Regions from separate parts of the Mus musculus genome. Here regions 1 and 3 are each linked to region 2. Evidence: chromatin contacts called from ENCODE Hi-C or POLR2A ChIA-PET data. All regions are on one chromosome and are shown on one strand. The core of a region is the stretch at or near the end of the contact, and the rest is flanking DNA. Distances in the headings are between cores, read along the strand shown. Region 1 overlaps Gm11725 (a long non-coding RNA gene). Region 2 holds the start of Socs3 (suppressor of cytokine signaling 3). Region 3 holds the start of Birc5 (baculoviral IAP repeat-containing 5).

Region 1 (3,826 bases), core at 696-3,195, 79 kb before region 2:
TCCATCACTAGGATCCGAGTGGGGCGAGCTTCTGCCATGGTCCCCCTGGCCTCTGAGACCGGTGTGTGGGGGTCAAGGCAGAATTCTTCCCTGAAATTAAGCATCCACTCCCCATTCCTGCAGCCTGTGAGCGGAGAGGGAGATTCCCTGCGGCTCCCGGCGGGGGGCCTTCGGGCCTGGTAATTGGTGCATCGATTAGCAGCTGGGGTGTAGGGCTCTCAGATGGGGGCGGGAGGCCGAGTCTCGGGCAGGCCCCGGGGAGATATTGCTGGAGGGAGGCGGGAAGACCGGTGGTGCCAGGTTAGGGAGGGCCTCCTTGCCTCCCTGAGCTACAGGGAAGGGGGGACGGGTAGGATCCCCTGGGGTGGCCAGGACCGCCCGGGCCCCCTTGGGCCCCTGGAAGAATTGGTTCCCACCAGCCAACCTGTTCCCACAGCCAGAAGTTGCCATGGTGACCCCCTCCCACCTTCAGCTACAGCTTTTCCAGTAAAACCACTGCCGAGATCCATACTTCCCGACAGGCACGCCTGCGGGCCCCCACCCCCCCTCGTGGCAGCCGGGAGCAGCTGGGAGTTAACCCTGCATATGCCGGGGGACTGTTGTTTGGGAGGGGGGGGCGGAGAAAGGAAATCGGGAGCCAGTAATGGGGACCGTGGGTAGGAGTGAAGGTGGGCAGGGAAATGATCCTGGCCAGCGACTTGAGCTAGTCTGGAACTTGGAGCAAAGAAGCCAAACTTAGCCAAGCCCCCTGGGCCTCTGGGAGGCCTTGCCTTGCGGGGGGCAGGGGAGACCCACTGGCATCCATGCTCCAACCTCTGGAGGGACCCAGTTGTATGCGGGGACAGTGGATTCTGTCTAGCTTAGCCTGAGCGGCAGCCCTGTCTGACTTTCTCCCTTGTCCCGCAGGCACAAATTGTTTTTCTGGAGGCTGAAAGGTCCCTACAGCCTGGATTTGGCGTTCTTGTGGGCTGTGGTACCCCAGAGGTCCCAGCAGCCCCCGCTTCAGTGTCCTGCCTTGAGAAGTGAGGAGATCAACTGTTTACCCATCTGAGGAGGAAGATGGTGCTTCTTGAATGACACCACCTTGCTGGCCCCAGGGACCCGTGGCCAGGCCTCTGTTAGGGAAGGGGCCCCATGGGGACACTGAGGCTGCAGGCCCAGGGGGGTCCATCTGCGGCTCTGGCGGGCCTCACTTCCACTGTGAGCTGCTTGCTGCTCTCTGCTGCAAGCTCTAATTGTTCTCTGTAGCCGGTGAGTAATTGAGAGGTCTTTGAAGGGAATTAATTAGGCTGCTTATTGACTGTAAATGCTTGCCGTGGATGATAAAGGGAAGGCTGGCCGCCTGTGTGGGCCCGACTCGGGCAACAATCGGACATTTCAGCCACATTCTGCTCCCTCTGGGGTCAGCTGCTCAGCTTGGCAGGGACCTGACCCTCTTGTCTGTCCTGCCCCCTCCTCCAGGAAGGGGCCAAGCACGCTGAGCCCTGCTTAGTCTATACCTCCACGCCCTGCTTCTGGTTTTGAAGGCAGTACTATCTATGCCACAAGTGAGCAGGGGTTTCTCCCACAGGAGAAATGAAGGGCTGTGCAGCGCGTTGGGAGCACTTTCCTAGAATGTTAGGGTCAAGTCCAGAGACAGGCTGGGGGCAGGTTCTTACCCTCAGCTCATACCTAGCTTGGGACCTGCTGGGCTGTCACTGGGCTCCAGCTGTCCAACCTACCTCCAGCCCCCACCCCCACCCCCACCCCAGTCCCAGCCCTTTTCTGGGAAGAAGGGAGAAACTGGAAATCTAGCAAGCATTCCTGCCCTCCTAGCGGGGGTCAGAGTGTAAACAGCCCTGCAGTTGGACACAGTTGGGGTGGATGAGGAGGGCAGGACCGTGCTGGGGTGGCGCCTGGCTGGCTTGCCAGGAGGTGGCACTGATAGCCTGGACTGAGAAGTAGCCGTGGTGGCTCCCTGTCGGATGGCCTCTGCTCCCTGCTGGCGGGTTCTCAGCTAGGTCAGCGCTGACCGGTTTGCTGATTTCATTCTTGCAGCAGCTTTACATAGATCCTGGCCGCAGAGTCAGCACTGGAAGAATGTTCTACTCTGTAGGGACTCTGGGCAGCCCCTGGCTTCCTTAAGGACTGGCTGAATGACTGAGTGGATCTTAGCCCCCTTGATCCAGTCAGAAGACCCACAGGGTGAGGGGTCTACCAGGACCATGGAATGTCACTACTGATGTCTTGTGGTGAAATACCGACTCAGCCACTGGGGGACAGTTCCAGGTGGAGCGTCTGAGGGCTCAGGAGTCAGCCCTAGATTCTCCAGCTGCTGCAGTTACTGGGTCCAGGAAGAACTTGCTGAGAGTCTCAGGCTGCAGGGTTGGAAACAGCTGGTGCCGAAGGAGGTCCAGTGGGGCCGTGCTCCAGACAGACAGGCTGTGGCAGCTCTGAGATAGCTGTAGGGAGAAGGCTGTGGAACCAGGTGGCTAGATATGAAGTTAGGGGACCGGGAGGAGATGGCAGGTGTCACCTTAGGAGCACAGGGACTTAGCTGTTGTCCATCAGGGAGCTAGGACTGTCATGGTCCTGGCAGGAGGAAAGATACTCTGAGAAGACTCTTAGGCACCTCCCTTTGGCTACTAGACTCTAAGAGAATGAACCCCTGAGAAACTGGAATCTCCACAGGAGACAGAAAGGGCTGAGGCCTGGTGTCAGCCAGAGGGGAGCTTGTCTCCCAGGAAGAGATTTCATACCATTCTGACAACTTGTTAGGCCACCTGCAGAAGAGAGGCCTTGTGCTTCCAGGGTCCAGCCAGGCGCTGGCATCTAGCAGACACTTCTGGTGCTTCCACAGCCCTCCTCGCCCTGTGCTGAAAGAAGCTCCCCCAGGGCTTCGTGAGCTGTCCTCTCGTGGGTTCAGTCATTGGCAGCACTTGCAGAAGTGGGGGGCCGGGTAGACCTGTGGTTACTTCCTCTGGATTTGTGGGTCTGTATGGTTTTCCTCCTCTCTCTTCCGCTGCCCCAGCTGCAGACACTCCACACACCATCTCTAACTGTCTCCAAAGTCCTTTGTGATGAGTTATTGCGTGTATACTTATAGTTGACATCTGCCTTGGCTGAGCCACCAAGTTGGTAAACAGGAAGACTTGAACCCGTGCCTACTCACCTCTATATTGCTTATCATCCCGCCGCTCCCCACCTCCCGACCCCGCAGCCCCTCGCGCGCGTGTGCGCGCGTGCACACACACACACACACACCTGTGTGATAACTGGGATTGTCTCCAGCTTCAGAAACCACAAATGGCTCTGAGAAAGAGAAGCCTGTCTTCCCCAAGGTTTCTGAAGCTGAGCACCTAGAACCTGAAGACTGTTGGTAGCCTCAGGAAGACAAGAGTCGAGGAAGAGTTGTGTACCCAAGGGGAAAGAAACAAAGGCAGCCAGGAGTTCAGGCCTGCCTGGAGCCCACCCTTCACTTCTGACAGAGGTCTCCTCTTCTGCTCCTTCCAGGTCTGGGTATCCATAGGTTTGCTCTTCTCAGCAGAGAGCCAAGAGACAGGAATCAGTGGCAAATGACCAATCAAATGCCTTTCTGGGGGCTAGGGGCGGGGCATGTAGCAAAGTGACCAATCAAATGCCTTCCTGTGGGCTGGAGCCGGGCCAGGCGACGTGAATTCACCTGTGCTGTCGAGGTAGATAGAATATGGCACCATTTGTGCTAAGCAGTCATTAATTCTGTTTTCAAACACTCAATGCGTCTGAGGGTGAATTTGAATTTTTGATCTTTCTTCCTTCCTTTTCCAAGTGCTGGGACCACAGACATGTACAAAGCCAAGGCTACAGA
Region 2 (3,469 bases), core at 817-3,316:
CCGGCTGGCTCCACTTGAAAGAAGCTGGAGCTGGGGGAGGGGGGAAAGCAGGTGGCAGCTCCCCCTCCCCTCAGACGAATTCCAGGTCCTGCCAGCTCTACTCTGCGGGAGTGGAGGGCCTGAGGAAGAAGCCAATCTGCCCCTGGCTCACTGGGAGCTACCGACCGTTGGGGCTGGATTTTTGTGCTTGTGCCATGTGCCTCGGAGGAGAGGCGACCGACCGACCCAGGCCCCCCTCTGACCCTTTTGCTCCTTAAAGTGGAGCATCATACTGATCCAGGAACTCCCGAATGGGTCCAGGCAGCTGGGTCACTTTCTCATAGGAGTCCAGGTGGCCGTTGACAGTCTTCCGACAAAGATGCTGGAGGGTGGCCACGTTGGAGGAGAGAGGTCGGCTCAGTACCAGCGGAATCTTCTCGCCCCCAGAATAGATGTAGTAAGCTCTCTTGGGGGTACTCCCGGGGAGTGCCTGGGCAGGTGGCTGCTCCGGAACTTCGGACGAGGGTTCCGTGGGTGGCAAAGAAAAGGAGGGGGTCCCTGGAGGCGGCATGTAGTGGTGCACCAGCTTGAGTACACAGTCGAAGCGGGGAACTGGCTGCGTGCTTCGGGGGTCACTCTGCAGCGAAAAGCTGCCCCCCTCACACTGGATGCGTAGGTTCTTGGTCCCCGACTGGGTCTTGACGCTCAACGTGAAGAAGTGGCGCTGGTCCGAGCTGTCGCGGATAAGAAAGGTGCCCGCGGGCTCGGCGCTGAGCAGCAGGTTCGCCTCGCCGCCGGTCACGGCGCTCCAGTAGAATCCGCTCTCCTGCAGCTTGCGCACGGCGTTCACCACCAGCTGGTACTCGCTTTTGGAGCTGAAGGTCTTGAGGCGCAGGCTGGTGTCCAGGGGGCGGCTCATCCCGGCGGCGGGAAACTTGCTGTGGGTGACCATGGCGCACGGAGCCAGCGTGGATCTGCGCGGCGGTGGCTGCAGCTGCTTCGCGGCCTCCGCACAGCGGCCGCTACCGCATCCCGGGGAGCTGCAGAGAGCAAAGCGTGAGGCGCGTGAGTGCCCGGAACCCTCCAGCGTGCCCGGCCCTCCAGCCTCCGCCTAGCGCCCGGGGCACCCCTTTGCCCCGCTTTAGACCGTGTCTCAGGCCCAGCCACCTCGCGGAACTCGACTGTCCTCGGTCACTGCCGGCCAACCCCAGACAGTCTCTTCCCCTGCCCGCCCTAGGAGGACGCCCAGAGAAAACTCGCGCGTGGAAGTTGGGTCTCCAGGAGCGCGGCCAGGATGGGGAGAGACACAAGAGCCCTAGGGACGCTCAGGGCGCCTCTCAGTCCGGTGTCCTCAGTGGCGAGGGCGAAAAAAGGGGGGTGCCAAACCCGAGATATGTGAGAGAGGGGACAGGAGAAACCCGAGGGCCCCAGTCTGAGTATGACGGGAATCAGGGATCTTCGGTTCTCATCCGCTCTGCCCCCTACCTCGTCCCCTCCCTACCGGGAATGACCCGGGAAGGGGAGGAGAAACCGGGAAAAGCTCCCGAGCTGGACCGAGGCCCCCACCCTTCCCCACACCGCGCCCCTCCTTCCTACCTAGTCCCGAAGCGAAATCTCCGGCCTTGGGGCTGCGCCTCCTATGGTCCCCGAGGCGAGGCGGCGGCCAGCAGTGGCTCGCGCTGCGCCCAGATGTTGGCAGCCGTGAAGTCTACAAAGGGGCTCCCCGTGCGTGCGCCCCCTCTGGCTTCGCTGCTCCCCGGGCCGATGAGGCGCACTCCTGGGCGAATCAGGCAAAGGACCTGGGCGAGGGACCTCGACGGAGAGCTGGGCCGGGAAGGGGGCGTCCGGGAGCCCGGAGAGACAGCGGTCGTAAGAGCAGGCGAGTGTAGAGTCAGAGTTAGAGCCGCCTCGGAGGCCGCGCGCGCGGGTATTTACCCGGCCAGTACGCCCCGCCCCCCGATTCCTGGAACTGCCCGGCCGGTCTTCTTGTAATGTTTAGTCACTACTCTGCACTGAAAGGCTGTGCGCGGAGGGCGAGGGAGGGGCCGCGGAGGGCGGGCTTGGAGCTGGGGCCTCCAGGACCCGCCGAGACTCACCGAGAGGGAGACAAAGCGCGGCGCGAGGCTGCCCGACCGGCGGGCGCGGCGCCAGCCTTGGCCGAGCGTTCCTGGCAGCGGCCCCTCCCCCGCGCGCTCCGCCCCCAACTTCTCATTCACACTTTCCCCCCCCTCCCTTCTAAGAAGGCTGGTTTCTGGCAGAGGCGGGGGCGTCGCGATGGGAGCGCGCGGGCAGTTCTAGGAGGCCAGCCGGGAGAGGCTCCCTCCTGGCACCCCTTCCCTTTCTTTTGATCCCCGCGGGGACGCTCCCCTCCCTCTGCACCCAGGCCACTCCGAGGTCCTCATGTACAGTTCCAAGCATCCCGTGCCAACCAAAAGGGACGTAGGACCATTCAGCCACCAGCCCACTGGGGACCTAGGAAGTGGAGGAGGGGGATGCGCGACATTTACCTGTAGACAGGTCCAAAAGATGAAGCTGTGAGATCCAGAAGTGGAGGAGACACTGACTTAGAAGCAGCTACCTGGCCTCAGCTCATCCGCCCATTGCCTGGTTCTTCGGTGACAGACGTGGGTGCTGATGTCCTTTGGGGAGTGGGGTGGGAGGAGCAGCTAACTACTACCTTATCACTCATCTGGGCCTCCCAACCTGCGTGGCGAACTGTGGGTCCGCCCAGGTACTCTCGGCGCGGTGGGGGAGCTAGAGGAAAGAAACCCTCATCCCATGCTCGTCCCCCGAGTCCACCAGAGGGCGCGCTGGAGTCTTGTAGGCGAGCCGAGTTTTGCTGTTTCCCAGGCTCTGTATAGAGAGAATAAGAGGTTGTGGGGCTCCTTATTCAAGAACAGGAGTGGGGAACCCAGAGAGAGAAGCCTCACTTCCCAGGACAGGGTCAAACCTGAGAAGGAATGTCGACTAGGAGGACTGTCCACAGAGCGTTGTAACGGGTTCAGCCACTGCCTGAAAGTCGCTGAGGTGTCAGAATGGACCCTCTCTTGCCTCTACGTTTTAAGGTGTCTGAACTTTCCCGATGGTGGGGTGGAGAGGGAGTATTGATAAGAGCAGGTGATTGAGGTGAAAGGTTGTTTACTCCTGGTCACGTGAGTATCTATAAAGGCCTAGTGTCGAGTTTTGCAACAGGCAGCAGGAAGTGGCAGCCACCTGAGAACCAGCTAAGTGACACACAGTGTCTGCTCTCAGTGGGCTTTCTGACCTGCCCTCTTGGATACCACAGGCTTCTTGTAACACCAGTAGGAGGGCAAACTGACTACACAGAGTAGCTTGGGCTAGGAGGGAGGGCTGCCTGCTTCCCTTCTGGCCCACTGTGTCCAATCTGCTCCACTGATGCTGAGGAACTAAGAGAGACCAGGGCAGGTGCACTGCCTCTCTGGACTCAGTCTTGTTATCTGTTAAATAGGGATGGGTGCCCATCTGTCCC
Region 3 (3,528 bases), core at 784-3,283, 120 kb before region 2:
TAGGGTAGAGAGTGTTAGAGTCTAACACCCAATGTACTCTGGACTCCACATGCATGTTTAGAAGTGTGTGCACTTACATATATGTACATACACCCACCCCCCCACCCCGAAACAAATCCCACATACAAGTACACACTTTTGAGCTGGGCTGGAACGATAGCTCTTTGGCAGAGTGCTGACCTAGCATGCATGAGGCCCTGTGTTTAAATCAGGCATGGTGGTGTGTGCCTATAATCCCAGCATTTGGGAGATGAAGGCAGGAGGATCAGAAGTTGTTTTATGAATTCAAGGCTAGCCTGGGCCACACTAGACCCTGACTAGGGTTTTTTCCTTTTGTTTTTGACTCCAGTTGGGCACGGTAACGACGACCTATTATTGTAGCACTAGGGAGTGTTGCTTGGTTTTTGCGCTACCACACTTCTGCTTCCCTTCCAACCTCCCAATGCTAGGAAAGAAAGGAGGTTAGAGGGGAAGGGGCGTAGACCTCTTTAGGCTACTTCCTGTTGATTTGGGATACTGGGCTCCTTGGGGCCTGTCCAGTCTTCTTCATCATTAGAATATCCAACTTCTTGTCTCTGCTTATGAATATTTGACAAACTGCAACAACAGTAACCAGGAGCAGCAGGTGGAGCAGCAGCAGGGTCGGGGAGCAGGAGCAGCAGCAAGCAGTGGGAGCACGGGGAACAGCAGGGGGAGGAGCAGCCTCTTCAGAGCACCCCTGTCTCTCTCAGGGCTCAAGGCATTTATACCCTCTAAAGACTTCCCAGAATTCCAAACAATAAACGCTCTCCTGAAGTTGGCAAAAATCACACCCTTGCGCAAGGCAAACCCTAATTATTTGCTGGGAAGCCACCTCTTACTCCACACCTGGGATTAAAACAAAAACACATTCATAAAACATAACTGGGCTTTTAGAGAAACTCAAATTCTCACTACAGGGAAGAGTCCTATCTGAACCGGGCCATGAGAGAGGAGAGGAAGAGATGAGAGAGGGAAGAGGACCAAGAGAGAAGTGGAAAGTTTCAGACCAAGGGAGCAAGCTGTAGAAATGGCTGGTCTATACAGGGAAGAGAAGCTCAAACGCTGGACTGGTGAGGTTTAGGATAGGGGCAGGGTGAGAAGAGCTGGGGGGAGCCACAGGAATTGATACTTGATCCATGTTTCTTCGGGACGTGACAAAACCCCTCTTGTTCCAGCTGCCTATGTGGTATGATCTGTTCTTCCTCACAATCTGTGAGGTGGCCTGGAGCTCATTGGAGGCCCACTGGCAGGAAGCCTACTGAGATTTATTGAAAAGGAAACCGAATTATCAGGGCACTCGTTTGCAACGCCAACCTGGGCTGTGTTCGGGGCATGCCCAGCCTGCTGTCTGCAGTGTGAAGCTCTTTAGAAGCCACTGCAACCACAGGCCGCCCGACAGGAACAGAGACACTGAAAACGGGCCCGCAGCAAGGCAGGCTCAGCAGCCAACAGTCACACCCAGGAAGCAGTATTTTTCTTCTGCTCCTGGACTCTCTTGCGGTGTATGGCTGCTTCCCTTTGGTCTGAGCCAGGCCGATGGTCTCAGAAATAGACACCCATTGACTTTCTTTTCCAGCGCTGGGACATACAGACCCCGCCTCCATCCCAGGGTGTCTATAGGAAGGATGGCGGCTGCTGCAGGGAGGAGGGTCTCCTGTCTTCCTAAGGGCGCCCCTCCACCAGCCTGTGGGTGGGTCCGAGGCACTTCCATTCCGATATCTAGCTGGCCAAATCCTGCAAACCTTGAGGCAGGAAGAACCTGCAGAGCACATGGGACTTGCAGCGGACATGCTTTAAAGAGGTGCCCCAGGCCCGTCCACCGCCCTCGGCCACCCTCCGTGTCCTCTGGGGAGCAGCTGCGGAAGATTCGAGTCAGAATAGCAAGAAGGAACCGCAGCAGAAGGTACAACTCCCAGCATGCCCTGCGCCCGCCACGCCCACAAGGCCAGGCGCAGATGGGCGTGGGGCGGGACTTTCCCGGCTCGCCTCGCGCCGTCCACTCCCAGAAGGCAGCGGGCGAGGGCGTGGGGCCGGGGCTCTCCCGGCATGCTCTGCGGCGCGCCTCCGCCCGCGCGATTTGAATCCTGCGTTTGAGTCGTCTTGGCGGAGGTTGTGGTGACGCCATCATGGGAGCTCCGGCGCTGCCCCAGATCTGGCAGCTGTACCTCAAGAACTACCGCATCGCCACCTTCAAGAACTGGCCCTTCCTGGAGGACTGCGCCTGCACCCCAGAGCGAGTGAGTCCCAGCTTCCAGCGACTCCACCCTGGGCCCGACGGTGCCTTAGTTGTGTGACCCGGGATCAGAACCCGCTATCCCCACCCTCGCTTCGTACTGTTAGCCAGGCTGCTTTGCTCTGCTCTGTCCTCCACGAGGCCACCCCCCCCCCCCGCTCTCCCCACCCTCTGCCTGAACCACTGTTAGCCTCCGGGCCTCTTCCCACTGTCCTCAGTTCTCGGCCCGGAACGATCTCTGGGAATCATGGGATAAGGTCAGACTGTTGATCCCGCTCACGAGCTGTCATTTTCAGATGGCGGAGGCTGGCTTCATCCACTGCCCTACCGAGAACGAGCCTGATTTGGCCCAGTGTTTTTTCTGCTTTAAGGAATTGGAAGGCTGGGAACCCGATGACAACCCGATGTAAGTCCCACAGGCTACTCTCGGTGGGTTTCCTGGTGTTCCCCTTCCATTGAGAGCCTTTTGGGTTGAACTGGAGTTGGGACAAACCATTTGTATTTAGTAGAAGAGCATGCTTCTTGCTCAAGTGTTCCAGTTATACAGCTCAGACTAGTCTTGAATTCTCAATTTCTGCCTTGGTTTCCTGAGTGTTGCCAACATGCATGGTTTTGCCTGAGGTTTTTTTGTTGTGTTTTGTTTTTGTTTTAAAACAGGGTTTGTCTGTGCAGCCTTGGCTGTCCTGGAACTCACTCTGTAGACCAGGCTGGCCTCGAACTCAGAAATCCGCCTGCCTCTGCCTCCCAAGTGCTGGGATTAAAGGCGTGCAGCACCACTGCCCAACCAAATTTTTAAATATGTTATTATTACTTAATTTATATTTCTATTTGTGTATGTTTGGATGTGGGTGTCATGGTGGATGTTGGTGTCAAGACAGCTTGGGGGGATAACTTCTCTCTTATTGTGTTGGTCCCTGGAATTGAGCTCAGGTGAGCAGGTTTGGCAGCAAGCATCCTCACCTGGGCCATTTCAGTGGCCCCTGTTTGGTTTCAGACCCCAGGAGTAGGAACTGAGGTGCTTATTCTACATATCAAAGCAGACCTGGACTCCAGGCTCTCCCAGCATCCCTCACTCCCTCCCTGGCATACTTTGCCCCCAACTCTGAACTTCCAGCCCAGGAACTGGGCAGCCCTTCCCCCCAGAGGCTCCACCCTATATAATCCAGGCATTTTGGACTTCTCTTCTTCTCTCTCTACATGTGTTCTTTCTCTCACCTTCCCATGGTGACTCCCCTGGCCTCAGTCCTTGAGCCCAGTGAATTCACCTGGGAGCA

Evidence for each region. A loop is a pair of places that touch in the nucleus more often than their neighbours do. ChIA-PET counts read pairs that join two places held with the same protein, here RNA polymerase II (POLR2A).
Region 1: a map of Patski shows a loop between it and region 2 (2.4-fold over the local background). The contact joins the enhancer-like site here to the promoter of Socs3 in region 2. A Hi-C loop is called at or near these places in 1 of 37 maps with a recorded cell type or tissue (Patski). POLR2A ChIA-PET finds 5 or more read pairs at or near these places in 4 of 5 experiments (Patski and embryonic stem cell).
Region 3: POLR2A ChIA-PET joins it to region 2 with 10 read pairs in Patski. The contact joins the promoter of Birc5 here to the promoter of Socs3 in region 2. POLR2A ChIA-PET finds 5 or more read pairs at or near these places in 3 of 5 experiments (Patski and embryonic stem cell).

Annotation. Positions count from the first base shown.
Region 1 is chr11:117,888,804-117,892,629 of GRCm38, forward strand. All of the region lies in intron 2 of Gm11725 (a long non-coding RNA gene), which reads left to right. Among named protein-coding and RNA genes, the nearest start is that of Tha1, 17 kb to the left of the region's middle. Within about 2 kb of position 1,946, at least 2 of the 3 ENCODE cell types and tissues checked have a DNase peak (open chromatin) inside an H3K27ac peak, as active enhancers do.
Region 2 is chr11:117,967,300-117,970,768 of GRCm38, forward strand. It overlaps Socs3 (suppressor of cytokine signaling 3), which reads right to left and starts at 2,067. Exons shown (of 2, transcript NM_007707.3): 1 at 1,576-2,067; 2 at 1-1,019. The coding sequence starts at 931. The coding sequence ends at 254.
Region 3 is chr11:117,847,204-117,850,731 of GRCm38, forward strand. It overlaps Birc5 (baculoviral IAP repeat-containing 5), which reads left to right and starts at 2,034. Exons shown (of 4, transcript NM_009689.2): 1 at 2,034-2,258; 2 at 2,551-2,660. The coding sequence starts at 2,148.